Regions from separate parts of the Mus musculus genome. Here region 2 is linked to region 1. A link is a loop called in an ENCODE intact Hi-C map of the cell type or tissue named here. Cell type or tissue: left cerebral cortex. All regions are shown on one strand. Each heading gives the region's core, and the rest is flanking DNA. Links, peaks and the distances in the headings are about the cores only.

What was found. Peaks named below come from ENCODE experiments on the same cell type or tissue, not always from the same donor. Only the 100,000 strongest peaks of a DNase experiment are listed, where the experiment ranks them.
Region 2: it touches region 1 in a loop (6-fold over the local background); 5 of 42 quality-filtered maps call a loop at or near these places.

What each region holds. Positions count from the first base shown.
Region 1 is chr5:120,604,587-120,607,489 of GRCm38, forward strand. Iqcd (IQ motif containing D) reads left to right here. Exons shown (of 5, transcript NM_029408.2): 4 at 543-614; 5 at 2,049-2,527. The coding sequence ends at 2,399. Among named protein-coding and RNA genes, the nearest start is that of Rita1, 6.6 kb to the right of the region's middle. In left cerebral cortex, for the core only: CTCF peaks have their summits at 450 (motif pointing left) and 1,326 (motif pointing left); DNase peaks (open chromatin) are centred at 445, 1,311 and 2,121; H3K4me3 peaks cover 467 bases; H3K27ac peaks cover 435 bases.
Region 2 is chr5:120,549,327-120,552,229 of GRCm38, forward strand. Tpcn1 (two pore channel 1) reads right to left here. Exons shown (of 28, transcript NM_145853.2): 11 at 600-716; 12 at 165-289. Among named protein-coding and RNA genes, the nearest start is that of Tpcn1, 38 kb to the right of the region's middle. In left cerebral cortex, for the core only: a CTCF peak has its summit at 1,241 (motif pointing right); a DNase peak (open chromatin) is centred at 1,558.

The DNA of each region.
Region 1 (2,903 bases), core at 144-2,643:
GCATCCTCAATTCTGATTTTATGTACACGGTTGTATTGCCTACATGTATGTCTGTGCACTGCATGTGTGCAGTGTCGTCAGAGGCCCAGAAGAAGATGCTGGATCCTCTGGAACTGGAGTTACCGAGGTTCGTGAGCTAGGACTTGAACCTGGGTCCTCTGGAAGAGAAACTCGAGCTCTTAACTGCTGAGCCCTCTCTCCAGCCCCAAATGTTTTTTGAATTAATTTGTAAGTACTGGGGATCGTGCTAGGCAAAGGTTTTGAGCCTCACCTCCAGCTGGGAGCTCACCCTTTAAAAAAGATTATTATTGTGTGTGTGTGCATGTTGTGTTTGTGTGTGTGTGTGTGTGTGTGTGTGTGTGTGTGTGTGTATGTACCTATGGACATACAGGTACCACAATGCCTGTATGGAGATTGGGAGAACCCTGCTATCAGCTCCCTGCTGCCCCCTTGTGGCGCCAGAGAATTAGTTTAAGTCCTAAGTGCCTCTACCACCTACTGAGCCAACTTAAAGGGCCCTGCCTGGACGTTTTTGTTTTAAGAAAAAATACAAAGTGGAGACAGAAATCGAGAACTGGATCCAGAAATATGACATGGAGATGGGCGAGAAGCAGGTACGTGCCGGGGGTTCCTCCTGAGGGATTGGGGGAGGGAGGGTCGGGTAGGAGCTGCTCAAGGTGGCCTAGGTATGAGACTCCTCCCCTGGAGACCCTTTGAAAGAGAGAAGCTGAAACTGCTGAAATCCAGATTCATCCTGAAGCACGTGGCTCCACCTAATAGCCACCTCCCATGGTCCTCTCACAGCCCGGCTCAGCTCCTGCCTGCTCCCGGTTCACAGGCGAGCCCTCCTCCCCCACCCCCACATCACTCTGCACCCAAAAGGTCCAGGTGCCAGGCTCCCGAATAAAGCAGGGAATCGAGACGGTTCTCACTGTCGTCTGAAGGTTTCAAACTGGCATCGCTCATGAGCTGTGCCCCCTGATAGATCTGTAGATGCTGGTGGGAGGGAGGGATAGAGAGGAGGAGGAAGGAGGGCACAGAGTAGCTGGGAATAAGAGGAAAGGGAGAGGGAGAGGGAGAGAGCGGGGGGGGGGAGGGGGGGAGAGGAGGAGGAGGAGAAGGAGGAGGAGGAGGAGGAGGAGGAGGAAGAAGACGACTCGGACCAAGAAGAAGATATTTTTTAAGGGCCCACCCCACTACCCTTCCACGAACTACTTCCTCCCGGAAGGGCTCTCCTCCTGTCTGTTTAGCGATCAATGCATCCACTGGGTAACCCAGAGATGAGCTTGGAGCTTTCCCGATTCAGTCACTACTCAACAGCGCCACCTAGTGGGTACCAGGTCTCCAAACCAAGTGTCTGTGAAGGACCAGTTCATACTGAAACCCGAAGGTCTCTTGATCCCAGAAACTGGCCCTGGTATTTGGAATTGTCCCAGTGTTTCAAGTGAGGAAAACCAGAGCTCTCCTAAAGGTGGAGAGAAGCTAACAGATGGGATGCTAGCTCAGTAGGATGCTTGCCATGCAAACCTGAGGACCCAAGTTCGCATCCCCTGCATCCCATGTGAGAAGTGAAGGCGGCAATGTGCACCTGTGGTCACAGTGCTGGGGAGGGCACAGGCAGGCTGATCCTGGGAGTTTGCTGTCCAGCTAGCTCAGTCACATCAGCAAGCTCCAGGTTCAGTGAGAGAGCCTGGCCTCAGGAAGTAGGGTGGAGAGCCCGAGGAGGACACGTGACCTTGACCACCAGCCTCCACCTATAGTCACACACACACACACACACACACACACACACACACACACACACACACACACTGCATTTATTCACATGTGCATTTACACAAGAACAAAAGCACATAGGTTTGCACAACTCACCACCCTTGGTCCTCCCTCCTTTCTGAGATCTGCTCAGCCGGGTCTTTCCTGGAGCGAACCCAGGTATAAATATACAGACAGGCTCTGTATCCTACCTGGCTGGGCTGGAAGCCGGGCATGGGGAACGGGGAGGCCATGCCGGGTGCTGCGCACCTCCAGCCATGCCCCTCGCATAGGACGAATACGAGGACCTGGAGAGCATCCACAAGGAGGAGAAGCTGCAGCTGGAGGAGCTGAGGGAAAGGCACGCGGTGCTGGTGGAGGAGTTCTCTCAGATCCGGGCCGAGAGCGAGATCAATTCCAAGAAGCGGGTGGAGGCAGAGCGCGAGATGGTGCGCATGGTGAGAGCCGCCACGCTCATCCAGGCGGTGTGGAAGGGCTACCTGGTGCGCTCCATACTCAGGTCCAAGAAGAAGAAGCGGGGCAAGGGGAAGGGCAAAGACAAGGGGAAGGGCAAGGAGAAGCCCAAGGAAGAAAAGGCCAAGGAGAAGAAACCCAAGGCCAAGGGCAAAGGCAAGAAGAAGTGACCACATCCTGGTCTGGCCCCGCCCCTGTTCAGCTTCCACCACGCCCTACCGGGTCCCAACCAAGCCCCTGTTCTGTCCCAGCCCTTCCATCCCTGGCTTTAATGATGGCTAAATTAAAAAAGACAAACAACAAAACCCGTTTCAAACCACACTCAGTGGCTCACCCTTCAACAGACCTGTCTGTCCCAGGCTGAGGCTGAGGCCGTGGGCGCAACATCCTGAGGAGGGCGCAAACTTCGGATCCCCATCCTACCACACCTTCATTGAAAAATGAGGCCCTAGTCTTAGCTGAACTGTCAGGAGGGCAGCAGGGGGGTGGGGGGTGGGGGAGGGGTTGTGTGCTCAGACTGTTCCATGAGTTTTAAAAAGTACCAGTTGCTAGAATTTCACGAATTGAAAATTCTCCCATAGAAACTTAACAGCCCTTTCTGCAAGGATGTCAACACCCCTGACATCCCAGTAGTTGGGCCCTGTGTCTCTCCATGCAGCAGCAACCACTCTGCC
Region 2 (2,903 bases), core at 131-2,630, 55 kb before region 1:
CTGTCTTCAGACACACCAGTAGAGCTCATCAGATCTCATTACAGATGGTTGTGAGTCACATGTGCTTGCTGGGATTTGCACTCAGGACCTTCAGAAGAGCAGTCAGTGCTCTTAACCGCTGAGCCATCTCTCCAGCCCCCCAGCCCCTGGTACCCGGCTCTTACCTGAGCAGAGGCGTGTTGCTCTGGTTCAAGGCCTTGAAAGTCAGGAAGCGTTCCCTTGCACTCATCCGGGGCTTGTAGAAGCGCATTAAGCCTTCGAACTGCCTGTAGGAGATGCCAGCCGGCCTCTGCAAGAGAGGGAGGGGAAGGCAGTCAGTAGGACGGGAGAGGCAGGGTCCCTGGGGGTGGGACCTGCATTTCTCCCATAGGCAACATAATAGCCACAGGGTCACCAGCTCTGCCAAGCCAAAATGGTGGCGGGGGGGGGGGGGGGAGGAGAGAATGAAGTCCCTCCCTGTGACCCCTCCCCCACTGCCCTACCCGTTGGCTGGCAAGCAGGCCGTAGGCATGCTGGATGGCGGTCCGTTTGTGCAGCAGCAAAGGGGGGGGGGGGAGAGAATGAAGTCCCTCCCTGTGACCCCTCCCCCACTGCCCTACCCGTTGGCTGGCAAGCAGGCCGTAGGCATGCTGGATGGCGGTCCGTTTGTGCAGCAGCAAAGACTTGAACTTGTGCTTTTCAATGTCGTTGAAGGTGTCGAACACCACGGCCAGGAGCTGTAAAGGGACAAGCATGGCGTCCTTGGCCGCCCTAGGTGAGCCTACAGGATCCGGGGGTCACCCTCTGTCCCCCATACAGGGCTTTCACTGAGGAAAGCCTACGGTGGGCTGCACTGCTCGGGACAGGGGTGGGTACTTGAGGAAAGAAACTGCTGCTCTTTGTATATTTCTCTCCTGAAGTCACCATTGCTGGGTTTTCCCCAGGGCCCTGTCCCTTTCCCCATAGCTGGCCCCTAGCTGGCCAGAGGAAGGGCCTGGGGAAGAGGCCACATGGACTTCGACCCTGGGGCCTCATCCTCCTCCTTCCACGGTTACTTTTCCTGTGAGTCACAGCTTCGGGTAAGGCTCCAGGAATAGTGGGGAGGAGAAAACCTGCATGCCAGGAATGGAACATTCTAGAACTGCCCCAGAGCAAAATCAGTTTATTAATGAGGGGGACAGAGGGTGGGGAAGACCTGAGTGACACTCTTTCTTTTTTTTTTAAGATTTATTTATTTCATGTATATGAGTACACTGTCGCTGTCTTCAGACACACCAGAAGAGGGCATCAGGTCCCATTACAGATGGTTGTGAGCCGCTATGTGGTTGCTGGGAATTGAATGCAGGACCTCTGGAAGAGTCAGTTTTCTTATCTGCTGAGCCATCTCTCCACTCTGTCTTTCAAAGCTGTTCTGAGTGTGTGCTCCTGATCCTTCTAAGGCCACCCCCCCCCCCCCGCCACACACACACACCCACCCACACACACACACCCTCACACACACTGCTTCCCATGCAGATGGAAGGTGAGTGTGTCTCTACCATAGCCCGCACAGGCAAGACATTTGGGTGTGTGGGCAGACAAGCTCTGTCGTACGTACATTTACTCAGCTCTGTGGCTGGACCGCTCCAAGGAGAGATGAGCTACAGATGAGAATAAGCACAGGAGTGTGGCTGGGTACCAAAAAACCCCCCAACTTACTAAAACTAATTATTGTATGCATACACATGCATGTATGTGTGTGTCTGTGTATGCCTCTGCATGCTACAGTGTGTGTGTGGGGGGGGCGGTCAGAGGACAACTTTGGGGGGGTCTGTCTTTCCTACTCAGGCTGTGAGGCTTGTAGGAAAGTGCCGTTACCTGCTGAGCCCTCTCTCTTAGATTTTGAGACATAGTCTCGCTATATAGCCATGGCTGGTTTGGAACTCGCTATCCCCCTGCTCCACTTCCCATGTGCCAGGGTTATAGGCACGTAGCACCAGGCCCAAGCCTTCTCTAGTGTTCTGACTTGGTGCCAGCCACGTGGAAAGTCTCTGACTTTCCCTCGTTGTAGTCATCCGACCATCGGTATCCCAGAGTCCCGCCTGAGGGGAATGTTGAGAGGCACAGGCTTTGCCCGGTCAGCCTGGCAGCACTATGCCGGCCTCTTTCCCTAAAGTTTCCTGGGGCTGTCCACACTCCCATCATGCCTGTGTGATGGAGTCTTTGTGAAAACAGGGTTTGGGGTGCTTCCAGAGAGCCTCGTGTGGGGAGGGCAGGAGGGCGTCCACTGTGCCCACGCAAATCTCCATCTGAACTCCTTGGCAATTCTTTTATGATAAAGCTGCAAACACTTCTCCCTAGTTCTGCGAGTCACTTGAGAAAAGGGCCGAGAAACCCCGACGTGCGGCTAGTGAACCAGAAGCAAAGGGGTCTCTGGGTGCTTACAGCCGCCTGAGGTTCGGGAAGCAAGCCCCTTGACCTGTGGGGTCTGGGGCTGTCTGCACATGCTGTGGCCAAAACTTGCTAGAAAGCACACACCTGCGTGACCACAGGATGACCTTCAGGGACTGAAGAGCTTGGATCATGGCTGGTCCAGGACCTAAGTACAAACTAGCTACGGTTCTTCACAGCCATTTCCTGTGCACCTCTGCATTGACCTAATGCCTTGGTGGCTATTAAGGAAATCCTTCAGGATGTACGAACAGAGCAGCGATCTAAAGGCTAAGAACTCCCCCAGCTAGCAAAGGAGGTCCACGGCAGAACTTGCCTTCTCCTTAATGGTGTTTCCACCAATGTATTTGAAAATTGTCTTGATTTATGACATCCCTTTGTTCTGTTCAGACAAACTCTCTCAGCAGAGTTACCACAGGAACATGGGGTTTGGAGCAACCTCTGTCTGTGTTCCCGGGCCACGGTCTCCTATCCCCTCAGAGGTGAGTGACAGT